2 separate regions of the Homo sapiens genome follow, and region 1 is linked to region 2. A link is an interaction called in ENCODE POLR2A ChIA-PET data of the cell type or tissue named here. Cell type or tissue: CD4-positive, alpha-beta T cell. All regions are shown on one strand. Each heading gives the region's core, and the rest is flanking DNA. Links, peaks and the distances in the headings are about the cores only. Region 1 overlaps KIAA0232. Region 2 holds the start of MRFAP1L1 (Morf4 family associated protein 1 like 1).

Region 1 (5,153 bases), core at 1-5,000, 140 kb before region 2:
CTCAAAGGTTTCTGTGCCATATTAATCATCTTACAGGTTTCTCTTTTATGGAGGGTTCATTTAGACTGGATATTCCCTAAATGCTGGACAGGTGCCGCCATAGTGTGATCACTAACCTACATGATACTCAGTGTTAACTGCCTGTTCCATTTGCACATGGCTCAATGGAGTCAAAGAGATCTGGTTCTAAATTTCACCCCAGGGTTAACCACATGACCCTACATAAATCATTTACCTATCAAAGCCTCAGTTTCTACATCTGGAAAAGGGTGCTAGTATTATGGACACATTTCCTAATAGCTGGTTACTGAATTTCCTGTACTGGTCCCCTAATTTCTTTTGTCACCTGTTTACCATTTCTTCATCTTTTTGTTCTACTTTCTGGAAGATTTCCAGAGCTGCCTTCCAAACCGTCTATTGAGTTTTTCATTTCTATTATCATGGTTATAATTTTTAAAGGATCATCTCATCCCTCAAATGTTTCTTCTTTCCAGCAACCTCTTCCTCGTTAAGAAATCTTCCACACTTCTATCTTTGGAAGATAAACCTATTTGTCAGTCAGGCACCAGAAAGGGATGGGGGAATCAGTCAGTCCCCAATTTTCATTATGGTGTCTCATGCTTTGCCTCAGGGGTGCCTAGTATCCCAAAGTCCAGAAGCTGTCTACTTAATCTCTCCAGAAAGTAACTGTCAGAGGAAAGGCTGTTACTCTGGGGCCCCCAATGAACTGTGCCTCCCTGCACTTGCCCCTAGGTTGGGCCCCTCCCACAGTGACTGGGTTTCACAATAAGATGTTGCCGAGTGTGACAGATGCCCTCCTGGAATGCTACCTTCTGAGTGTTCTCCATCTGCCATGTGGTGAAAGGTCACAGCTCCCAGCCATGCTTGCTGAAGCACCAGTCACATGAGGAAAGCAATCCTGGATGTTTCAGCTCCACCTGCCATCACAGACCCCAAGCAAGAACAGCAGAAGAACCTCCCAGCTGAGCCCTAGCTAACTCACAGAATTGTGGGTAAATAGTTGTTTCAAGCCACTAAGTTTTGGGGTACTTAGTCATGTAGCAATAACTGAAGCACAGGCTTTCAAACACTCCTATTTTCAGCCCAGCCCTGCACATGGAGCTCTTTTACAGTTTTTCAGATCTTAGTCTTTAGCTTTAAAGCAGAGTTGGAAGATTAGTGGTAGGAAACCCAACTAGATACTGATAGAATGACTACTGGTGATCATGGTAATCGTTTCACTGGAAAGCAAAGGATCAATTCCATACTTTAATGACTGGAAGTTTTAAAAACCTTTTTAAAATTTAGAATTAAATTAATGTTAAGCAAATAAGCAAAAGAGCACCAACTGAGAAGACTGAGAATATGTGCCAGGGGTCACAAACTCATGCCTTCAATAGCCAGAGAAGCAATACAAAGTGAAAAAAAACTCCTCTAAATAAAAAGCTGTTTCTGCCAAGGCCCCTGTATGAGAGCTGTGATTCCTATCCTTGAACACGGAATGGTCTAAAAAAATTGGCCTGTCTCCAGCTCTCATGCACATTTGCTCTCTAGAAAATGATACAGAGTAGGAGAGAAGTATCCAATGGATAAATATCTTCAAACATGATCTAGGGCACAGATTATATACTCTTTAGAATGCTGAAAAAAAAAGAAGGTTAAAGTTTTCAACAAAAAATAGAGGATATCAAACTGTTATAATAATTAAATAATATGACCAATCGAGGCTTAGAAAAAGGTAACCCCGCTCTTTAGCAGGGTGATGTAACATAAAGGGAACATGATCTGGACTTACGAGACCTGCTGTGCTGTGTGAAGCTGGACAAGTTATTTAACTTCTGAGCCTCCATTTCATCATTTTACAAAAAGAGGAAAATACTTCAACTTGAATTAAGTCCTTCAATTTTCTTAGTTCATTATAGCACCTTACTGATTTAGGCAAACCCCTCCCCGCTTTTTTTTTTTTTTTTTTTTAATTTTTGAGATAGGATCTTGCTCTGTCACCCAGGCTGGAGTGCAGTGGTATGATCACAGCTCACCATATCCTTGACCTCCAGGACTCACGTGTTGCTCCCACCTTCTCAGCCTCCCAAGTAGCTGGGGACTCAGGCGTGTGCCACCACACTTGGCTTTTCTTTTGTTTTTTTTTCAGAGATGTGGTTTCTGCAAAACCCCATCTCAAACTGGTTTCAAACTGCCAGGCTCAAGCAACCCACCCGCCTCAGCTTCTCAAAGTGCTGGGATTACAGGCATGAGCCATCGCACCCAGGCAAACCCTATTTTTTATGATATGCAAAAAAGTCCTGTTTCTTACTTTCATATGGAGATGGCAGTTTCTTTTCCCTTTAGATATCTAACAAGTAAACTTCCTGAAGGATATTTGGCTACAGAAGCTCAGAAAGCTATGAGCTGAATGTCTGGATACTACTTGTTTCACTTCATGGTTCAATTAAGAAGAATAGTCACAACTTAGACCAGTTATTTTTAATCTAGGAAGGATGAACTCTTAAGGAGGCCACTAATGGGCATGTAACAAAGTAATTCATATAAGAAAAGTTTAAGTATAACATTCTGGTTAGGGCCATAGCTTTCATCAAATACTCCAGTCTATAAGGCTGACAGTTACAAAAAAACACTGACTTCAGTCAAGGAATCTGATGCCTAAGTATACATGCAAGAAAAAGTACTGTACATACGCACAAGGATAAGCAGGTAAGAATGTTCCTTTCGGCCGAGCATGGTGGCTCACGCCTGTAATCTCAGCACTTTGGGAGGCCGAGGTGGGCGGATCACGAGGTCAAGAGATCGAGACCATCCTGGCCAACATGGTGAAATCCCGTCTCTACTAAGAATACAAAAATTAGCTGGGCGTGGTGGCATGTGCCTGTAGTCCCAGCTACTCGGGAGGCTGAGGCAGAGAATCGCTTGAACCCAGGAGGCAGAGGCTGCAGTGAGCTGACTGAGATAACGCCACTGCACTCCAGCCTGGCACAGAGCGAGACTCCGTCTAAAAAAAAAAAAAAAGAATGTTCCTTTCTACTTTCTTTATTAATAGCCCAAAATGAGAAGCAATTGAAAGGCCCATTACCAGGAGAATAAACAGTGTTACATAGTTCACAATGGAGAACTACTTAGGAACGAAGAATGAAGACATTATAAGATCATGTTAACAATATAGAAAAAATTTTAAAATTTTTAACTAAAAGAAGTTACAAAAATATATAGAGTATGGTATAATTTATAGAAAGTTTAAGAAAATGCAAAATCATGCTGTATTTGTGTACACCTTCAAACAGTATTTAGTAAACATACGAAAATAAGCATGGGAAAGACAAACACCAAGCGGGGTATGATGGTGACCTGAGAGGGATGACCAGGAAAGTCATTAGGAAAGCGTACATGGGTCTCCAGCTGTGCCCCCAACACCTGGCTTCTTCAACTTCAGTGGGCACACAGGGATTCACTGGGCCATCATTTGGCCCTTTCTGGTCCTCAAACTCTTAATCTGTTTTCATACCCCAGCCCCTAACCCCACGCATGTCTATTTTATAGTGCCTCACTCTCAGATTTTTACAGCAGCCCCTTCCACTTCTGTGTCTGCTCTCATATTCTCACTTTTCAACATTTGAAAGATCAGAAAACTTCCTGTTAAAAAATCCCAATTTTCTACCTTTTCTAAAAAGAGATCAGAAGATCTGGGCTAGATTAACAAAAAGAAAATGGGCTATTTCTTGCCTGGTCCTCATAAACCACTCTACCCCACCAACCCTAGACATGCATATTCAGTTTATTCAGCTGCCTGTTCAAAAATCTCCATTTAGCTGTCTCCTAGGAGGCATCTCATATGTTAATCCTTATTCATACCACAAAGATGTTCCTTCCTTAGGTTCCTTTTCCTTAGTAAATAGAAATTACTTTTTTTTTTTTTTGGAGACCGAGTCTCGCTCTGTCACCTGGGCTGGAGTGCAGTGGCGTGATCTTGGCTCCACCGCCTGGTTCAAGCAATTTTCCCACCTCAGCCTCCTGAGTAGCTGGGACTACAGGCATGCACCACCACATCCGGCTAATTTTTTCTTTGTTTGAGATGGAGTCTTGCTCTGTTGCCCAGGCTGCAGTGCAGTGGCACGATCTCAGCTCACGGGAACCTCTGCCTCCTGGGTTCAAGTGATTCTCCTGTCTCAGCCTCCCAGGTAGCTGGGATTATGGGTGGGCGCCACCACGTCCGGTTAATTTTTATATTTTTAGTAGAGACAGGTTTTTGCCATGTTGGCGAGGCTGATCTCAAACTCCTGACGTCAAGTGACCTGCCTGCCTCCCAAAGTGCTGGGATTACAGGCATGAGCCACTGTGCCGGGCCAGGAATTATATTCTTGCAGTTGCTCAGATCAAAACCCTTGGCTGTCTTCCTTGTCTCCTCCCCTTATCTCTACCCCACATCTAATCCTGACAGTTCCATCTTCGAAAACAGATGCAGAATCCCCCAGCCATCTGCCTCCTGGACCCCTGCAACTGCATCTTCACTGGGTGCTCACAATCTGCCCTCTGTCCCTCCAGCACAGCTCACTCACCGTGTTTAGTTAGTCTCAGTGCAGCAACCAGTATGGTCTGATCAGCATCTGATTGGCAAGTAAGTCAGGTTGCACTACTCCTCTCCAAACCCTAACACTTCACAGCTGCTCAGGGGAAAAGCCCAAGTCCCTAGCATGGCCCGTGTGTCCTCAAATGCTCCAGCTCCACTGCCATCTATATACCCAAAGACATAGGACTTAGGCTTCCTCAGGCAGGACTGGCTGTGATCACACAACAACTGTGAGCACTCTCAGCTTTTGTAATCACTGGCTTCTTCCCAGGGGGTTCTGGTCTGTAGAGAGAGCACAGCATCACTTCCTGCAATGTACATAATGTATTCAGACAGGCACCTTACACATTTTAAGTGCTCAATAAATGTTATCATTGTATTGATGCTCTTAGTATTACCCAGAAAAGGTTGGGTTCAACAGTCCATGTGTCAAGACACAGTATATAGTCATCCCTATATTGGGTCGCTTCCAGGACCCCCTGAGGATACCAAAATCTGTGGATGTTCAAGTTCCTTATATAAAATGGCATAATATTTGCATATAACCTACACACATCCTCCTGTATGTTTTAAA
Region 2 (6,994 bases), core at 1-5,000:
TGAACATTTGGGTTAACTTTGGGGCTATTATAATAAAGTTGCTGTGAATATTCTCGTATATGTATTTTTATAAACAATTGCACTCAAACTCTCTTGAGTGTATAACAAGGTGTCAGTTTGCTAGAACATAGGATTGGTATATGTTTAATCTTGGTTGATACTGCCAAATAGTTTTCCAAAATTATTGTAACAACTTACATTCCCATTATTATGTGCTGAATATATGTGTCCCCCAATATTTTTTTATGTTGAAGCCCTAACCCCCAGTGTGGCTGTACTTGGAGTAAAGCAGTAAGTAAGGTTAAATAAGGTCATAAAAGTGGGGGCATGATCCTATAGCTTCATGTTCTTATAAGAAGAGACACAAGAGAGCACTCTTTCCTGTACCCCCCAACACTGCATGCACAAAGAAGAGATCATGTGAGGACTGCAGCAGGAAGGTGGTCATCTGCAATTGAGGAAGAGAGCCCTCACCTCCAGAAACCAAATTTGCTGACACCTTAATCGTGGACTTCTGGCCTCCAGAACTGTGAGAAGATAAATGTCTGTTTTTAAGCCAACCAGTCTATAGTATTTTGTTATGGTGTCCAGAGTAGACTAAGACATCCATCAAGAATGTATAAGAGTTCCAGTTGTTCCACATCTTCCCCAACACTTGGTATTGTATTTGAAATTTTAGTCATTCTAGTGGATGTACAGTGCTTCCTCATTGTGGTTTTCATCTGCATTTCCCTGTTGAATCATGACGTTGAACACCTTTTCATATACTTATTAGCCATTTGAATATTCTCTTTTGTTAAGTACCAGCCTACGTCTTTTGCCCATTTAAAAATTTTGTCTTTTCCTTCTTGATCTGTAGGAGTTCTCAATATATTCTGCATATGAGTCCTTTGTCAGTATAACTATTGAAAATATCTTTTTTCACGGTGTCTTGCTCTTTCCCTCTTCATGTTTTTTTGATGAACATCTGCTAGAATGTTGGTGTTTGCAAAACTGTTTCACGCATGTCATCTTACAAATCCCTCTTCCCACTGACAGATATTCAGGCTGGGGCCATTGGTCTTTATCAGACTGGAAAACTGAAGCTCTGATCTGTGGCACTTGTGTTAAGAAGGATGCCCCCTCTACACACACTCATATTACTACTAGTGTGGCACTGGGTGGCTAAGCCTAGCAACAGACTTCCTCCATTCCACAATGGCATTAGGTTAGTGATCAAAATGTACTGACCATCAAAGCCACATTTACTAGGTCCCTGCTGATTTTCAGGTCCTGTGTGTGGAGGGACATAAAGGTGATCAAGACCAGAACCTGTCCCCAAACAGCCTCCAGTCTGGTAGAAGCACTTATGTACTAGAGAAGAATTCCTCTCTCTAAAGCATCCCCTAAGACCCTGCTTGACGCCAGGCTGACAGGAGGGGCGGAGGACAGAACTGAAACAGAAGTAGCCCTTTACCTTGAGGACCTTACAGACTGGCGAAGAGAGACCAAAAACCACCGGCCAGAATCACCCAAGGCAGCGAGAGAATTTCCCCCCAGGACAAAAGTATGAGCCAGGGGTGGGGAGGACAGAAGGACGTGTTCCATTCTAAAACAGTGAGCAGGGACTGTGGACCCACATTGCTCTGGGCTCAAATCACGACTTTTAGCACGGTTTTTACCTCTAGGTTCGTTGTGAGGGCTAAATGAATTCATATAAGTTAATTCAAGCTTGTGCATGCTTAGATAGTAAGCGCTGTGAACGCCAGCCAGTCTTATTCAAATATAGGGAAGGGAGGGTCACTTTTACTTTTAAAAAATAATAAAAGTAAAAGCCCGCTGAAGGGAAGCTTTAGATGAAGACGCGAACAAACCTGCCGCCACCGATCTAAATTAGAGGGCGAGGAGGGGCGCCGGGAAGCAGCTGGTGATGGACGTGCGCGCGCCCGAGGCCCCTTTACGTGCACGCGCCCGCTACCTGGTCTTGCCGAAGGCGTGACCGTAAAGGGGCCCGGCTCTGTCGTGAAAGGGCCGCAAAAAGGCCGAGGGCGAGTTGACGGCTGCGACTCCATTTTGTAGGCCGCTTATTTGTGTGCATCCACGGCGATTCTTCCCGCAGAGTTGTGAAGCGAAAGGCTTACAATTAAAAGGAAGAAAAAAAAATAAAGATAATTCGGGAGTACAATTGACAAAGCGTGTGGGTCGCTCAGCCTCCAGCAGTAACTGCTGATCTCCAGTTCTTGGAGGGTTCCGGTGAGAAGAACGCCCCTACTGCGGTACTGAGGAAGCGGCAGGAGGAGATGCGGCCCCTGGACATAGACGAGGTGGAAGCGCCTGAGGAAGTGGAGGTGCTGGAGCCCGAGGAGGATTTCGAGCAGTTCCTGCTCCCGGTCATCAACGAGATGCGCGAGGACATCGCGTCTCTTATACGCGAGCACGGGCGGGCGTACCTGCGGACCAGGAGCAAGCTGTGGGAGATGGACAATATGCTTATCCAGATCAAAACGCAGGTGGAGGCCTCGGAGGAGAGCGCCCTCAATCACGTGCAGCACCCGAGTGGCGAAGCCGACGAGAGAGTGTCGGAGTTGTGCGAGAAGGCTGAGGAGAAAGCCAAGGAGATTGCGAAGATGGCAGAGATGCTGGTCGAGCTCGTCTGGCGAATAGAGAGAAGCGAGTCTTCTTGAAGGAGGAGATCGGTGGTAAGGTCGGAAACTAGCTGGAGCTTGGATGAAACTCAGTAGTCGCCCTAAGCATGGTTAAACCGCGCCCTGTAAAAAGTTATGTTCTAGGCCTGCATCCCCCATTTTATTGCATCAAAAATTGAGCATTGGGAACAAAGTTGGGGTCAAGAGGAAAGAATGCGTGCTGGTTTTGTTAGGCGTTAGTATACCGTTTTTTTGTGGCCTCTCCCTCCCACGCTGTTAATTAGAGAAAGATAACAGTAACTTCGGTTTTGTTTTTGTGAAACATAAAAGTCAATTCTAATAGGGCAGTCGCCAGAAGTAGACCTGTCTAGGCACTAAGGGAGTTTGGGGAAAGCCAAAGAAGACCTAGGCCATAGAGCACAGTGGAACGCAGGCTGAGAACGCAGGGAAGGAGAAATAAAGAGTAAAGCCAGAGGCCATTACCTGAAATTTCCAGATTGTTCTATGAGACAGGTATGTCAGAGGACCGTGTCTCAAAGAAGTGGCATTCTTCTGGGTGGTTCACATTTATTTTTAACATCAGGATATGGAACTTTGAGAGTCAATGTCTTCATGGTAAATTTCTCCCAATTGTGCTTTAGGTTCACAGCTGAGGACTGTAGTCAACTGGTAAGGATGAACTGACACCTTGAGGAAACTGAAACAGCTTGTCATTTTCTCTGTTTTGTTTTTGTATGTTTTTTACCCCGATGTAACAGTCTCCCTTATGGTCAGTGATTGATGACCTCGATATGGATTTAGATTATCAAATGTGTTTGGTTTTGGAAATATAACTTTTGTCAAAGAAATACTCTCAGAAGAGAAATGGGGCTTAATTAAGTTGTTTTTGTGGTCACGTTTATTCTTGTTACTTCGCTGTGTTTTTGAAATGTTGGGCATGGCCTCGTATTTTGCTGTTACCTTTGTGACCTGATTGTTTTTTGGAACACGTCAAGACGTGGGATCAGAATCTTCCAACTTTAGAGGTGCAATGGAAGACACTACGCTACTTGGTTGAGCCTGGTGAAGAATGTATTAATGAGACTGCTTTGCATAAAACTGGGAAGAAAGAGAAGACAGTTGGAGATGGAAGATGGTTTTGTATATATTTTGGAACTTTAGTTCCTCTGTGAGACGAAAGAGGAGAGCTATGTTTTGTGGCACATTGTCTGATATATATTGTGTAACCTGTCAGGTGAGTTGATTTAGACAACATAGCTGACCTTTTATGACAAGGCAGTTTGAATAGGGACTATTGTAATACCCTCACACATTATAGGGGCATCAGAGAATGGCATGGAAGAGACAGTCTACAGAGAGCTTTAAGAGGCCGGAGAAAGGAAAAGACATTATCAGGGCCTGGAAAGTCTCTTCCAGTTCATCAGGGTAGTAGACCTGTCAGATTGGAGGTCAAAGTCAAAAGTATAATAAGTGTTAATTTGCCTTGAAAAACAAAGACCTAAAAAGCCTTTTTTAAGAAATAAATTTTTTGTTCACATGACCAAAGCCCCTCCTGTGTGTGTTAATAAAAGAATCATAAACAAATTTTTTTGGAATGGATGTTCTTCATTGAGTGTCATCAAATGGGGTTGAACTGCTTGTAGTTAAAGGCTCTTGGTAAGCCTTTAACTGAGGGAGAATTATTTCTGGAAGGTGCTATGGAGATGAGCTGACAGAACACTCAGTTCTGAAGAGAAAAACTTTCGGCCATCCTCTGGGCCAAGCCCCTGCTTTTCAGCAGCGGAAGTGTGTTTAGTTAACCAGTGGGAATGTAACTTGCTTCATATCCTATCCAAGGCACTAGGAACGTAAAGGTGAAGACATGGATGGGGCGAATATGTGGGACAGAAATGGAAACAAGGAATTGTGACATAGAGTGCGTGGATATCTTGTGGGATCCCTGAGGAGGGAGTCAACTCTTCGTAGGGAAGTGTGAATTCAGAGCAGGTGACTTACCTGGACCTGAAAAGTAGAAATGAATGAAGGCATATAAGGGACAGGGATCAAAGTGAGCAAAAGCCTTTCCAGTTCCAGCACTGGGGAGATGGCCATTGAGCTGGATGTTAAGGAGTGTGGAGGGGGTTGTGGGAGACAGAGTGAAATTGGCAGGCAGGGCCAAGAGGTCTTCCTTAAGGTGTTAATTCATCGATTCATAAGCCTGTACTTCAGTGAGATTTCTTCACCCTGGAATGTTTCTTCACAGAGTGCTAATGGATGCTCAGAGCCATAGTGTAGGCATGGTACAATTTCCAGAATTACTAAATCTAATTTCATAAAAATAGATACATGATCATAACAAGCTCAGATACACGTTTTGGATTAATGTGTAAAATAGGCATTTTAAAAATCAAGTACCTGAGCACAGAAAAATTACAGAAGCTGTTTCTGGCTTTGTCATGATATCTAAGATCCTTGCTCATGTGCCTGCCTGTCTGGGTTCTTCAGTAAAAACGAGAAGTATGGCTGGGGAGCCATAATTTCTGATAATCAGGAGAATGACCGTCACATTTGTAGTTTAGGAAGATTACCCAAGACTGGGTATGGATTAATGTGAGTTTGAGTGTGGGCTAGAAGATAGGGGCAGGTGCAGAAGTAGAGATGGGAAGTGAGGGCCTGAACTGGGGCAGAATGAGTGGGAAGGACCAGCTAGGCTTTTCTGGAGCCAAGACTTGGGGTCTTTCTATATCAGTCAACTAGACTAAACTGCTGTAACAGTTCACCCCAAAACCTTAGTGGCTTGCAACACCTGAGGATTTTTTTTTCTTATTCATATTGATGTATTAATACATTGTAGGTGAGTTGTTCCATATTCTCTTAATTCTAGGAGCTGGCTGAAGGAGCAGCTGCTCTTTGGGATATTGTGGATCTTGATTGCGAAAGCTGTTATTTACAAGTTACCTGACGGATTTAAAAACATGCTTTGGGGGTGAAAAATCTGAGTCCTGTACATACACACTCGTAGACACACACACATACTATATATGTGCTACATACATACACGTGTGCATATATACTATGTATATGTATGTTTTTCCCCTCGATTAACTGACCATAGATTATATTCATACATAGGATTGCATTTCATCTCTTCAGTATCCTAGGGTTTTTTTTTTTTTTTTTCCTAAGCCTCCTTCAAATTTACAGCCTAAAGAGTGTTCTGAATCATTTTTGAGCCTTGGCTCTTAGGCAGAGCATTGTAGTGACAGGCTAATTGTCTTAACCCATGCTGTGATGAAAAAATAATTTAGATACATTGAGAGTTTTGTCTCTATTTCCTATTTAACTTACACATTTTCTTTTCATTGAATGATGTGTCAGTGGAATTTTAACAACTTCAAAGTCATCTAGAAAATTTGGATTGGCTTCTGTTAGTAGCTCTGAAAGTCATTGGTCTGTCTTGTGTGAGTCATTCACGCCCAAACTCCCCTTGCTCTAAAATCTGAAATTCTGTGCTTTCTTCCGAAAGACTGGGCAAATTCTTTAACCTTCACTTGCATCAGCTGGCTAGTGATGGCTGAGTCTTCAATAATGTTTTGTTTGACTGCTTTATCCCAGAGTTTTGTTTTTTCTGAAAATGTTTTTAATGTGCAATATCCATATGGCTCACTATGCCACTTTTCCAGTCTCTGCTCAGATGTTACAATACCAGAGAGGTCTTCCCATGCCACTCTTTTTAAAATAGCACGGCCATCCCCTATTACTCTCTGTCTTCTTACATTTTTCTTTTCACTACTTAGTGTGTGATTATTTGTGCATTTTCTGACTTCTCTGTAGAATGTCAGCCCCTTGAGGGCAGGGACTTTATTCACTGCTGAATTCCTAGCACTTAGACCAGTGCCTGGCACCTGGTTGGTATCTAATACTCATTGAATGAATAAGTGCCAATTAAGTATGTAAATTAACTTAATTGTGTCTGCTACCAATGCACATAACTCAGGTGAATTTTCTGAGCCTGAAACTTCAGTGTCATTCTTGACACCCCTCCTCAGCAATCCCCTCTCCATTCCTTCTACCACTAGTTTGTTGGTTCTGCCTAGAATACACCTTGGATTCATCTACCTTCCTTCCTACTCCAAGCCACTAGTGTGACAGTCTCCTAACTGGCCTCCCAGCTTTCAGTTTTATTCCAATCCTCCTCCTTCACAAATTAGCTAGAGTGAATTAGGTTATGTCAATTCCCTGCTTGAAACTCTTAAAAAAATTTTTTTTTGCCACAGATGTTTTTATTTATTCATCAGCATTAACTTAGCTCCTACTATATACCAGGCACTGTTCTAACTACTGAGAGATACAGTACTGAACAGATAGTCCAAAAATTCTGCCTTCTGGGG

The links. ChIA-PET counts read pairs that join two places held together with the same protein. Peaks named below come from ENCODE experiments on the same cell type or tissue, not always from the same donor. Only the 100,000 strongest peaks of a DNase experiment are listed, where the experiment ranks them.
Region 1: POLR2A ChIA-PET joins it to region 2 with 5 read pairs; 9 of 35 experiments call an interaction of 5 or more read pairs at or near these places.

Annotation. Positions count from the first base shown.
Region 1 is chr4:6,848,544-6,853,696 of GRCh38, reverse strand. The region is part of intron 4 of KIAA0232; the gene reads right to left. Among named protein-coding and RNA genes, the nearest start is that of TBC1D14, 59 kb to the left of the region's middle. In CD4-positive, alpha-beta T cell, for the core only: no CTCF peak of the experiment used is centred there; no DNase peak of the experiment used is centred there.
Region 2 is chr4:6,704,915-6,711,908 of GRCh38, reverse strand. MRFAP1L1 (Morf4 family associated protein 1 like 1) reads left to right here and starts at 2,044. Exons shown (of 2, transcript NM_203462.3): 1 at 2,044-2,678; 2 at 3,266-4,208. The coding sequence starts at 2,280. The coding sequence ends at 2,663. It overlaps LOC105378240 (a long non-coding RNA gene), which reads right to left and starts at 1,974. Exons shown (of 3, transcript XR_001741568.3): 1 at 1,854-1,974. RefSeq lists enhancers at 2,080-2,369, 2,393-3,592. In CD4-positive, alpha-beta T cell, for the core only: no CTCF peak of the experiment used is centred there; a DNase peak (open chromatin) is centred at 1,978; H3K4me3 peaks cover 3,517 bases; H3K27ac peaks cover 1,747 bases.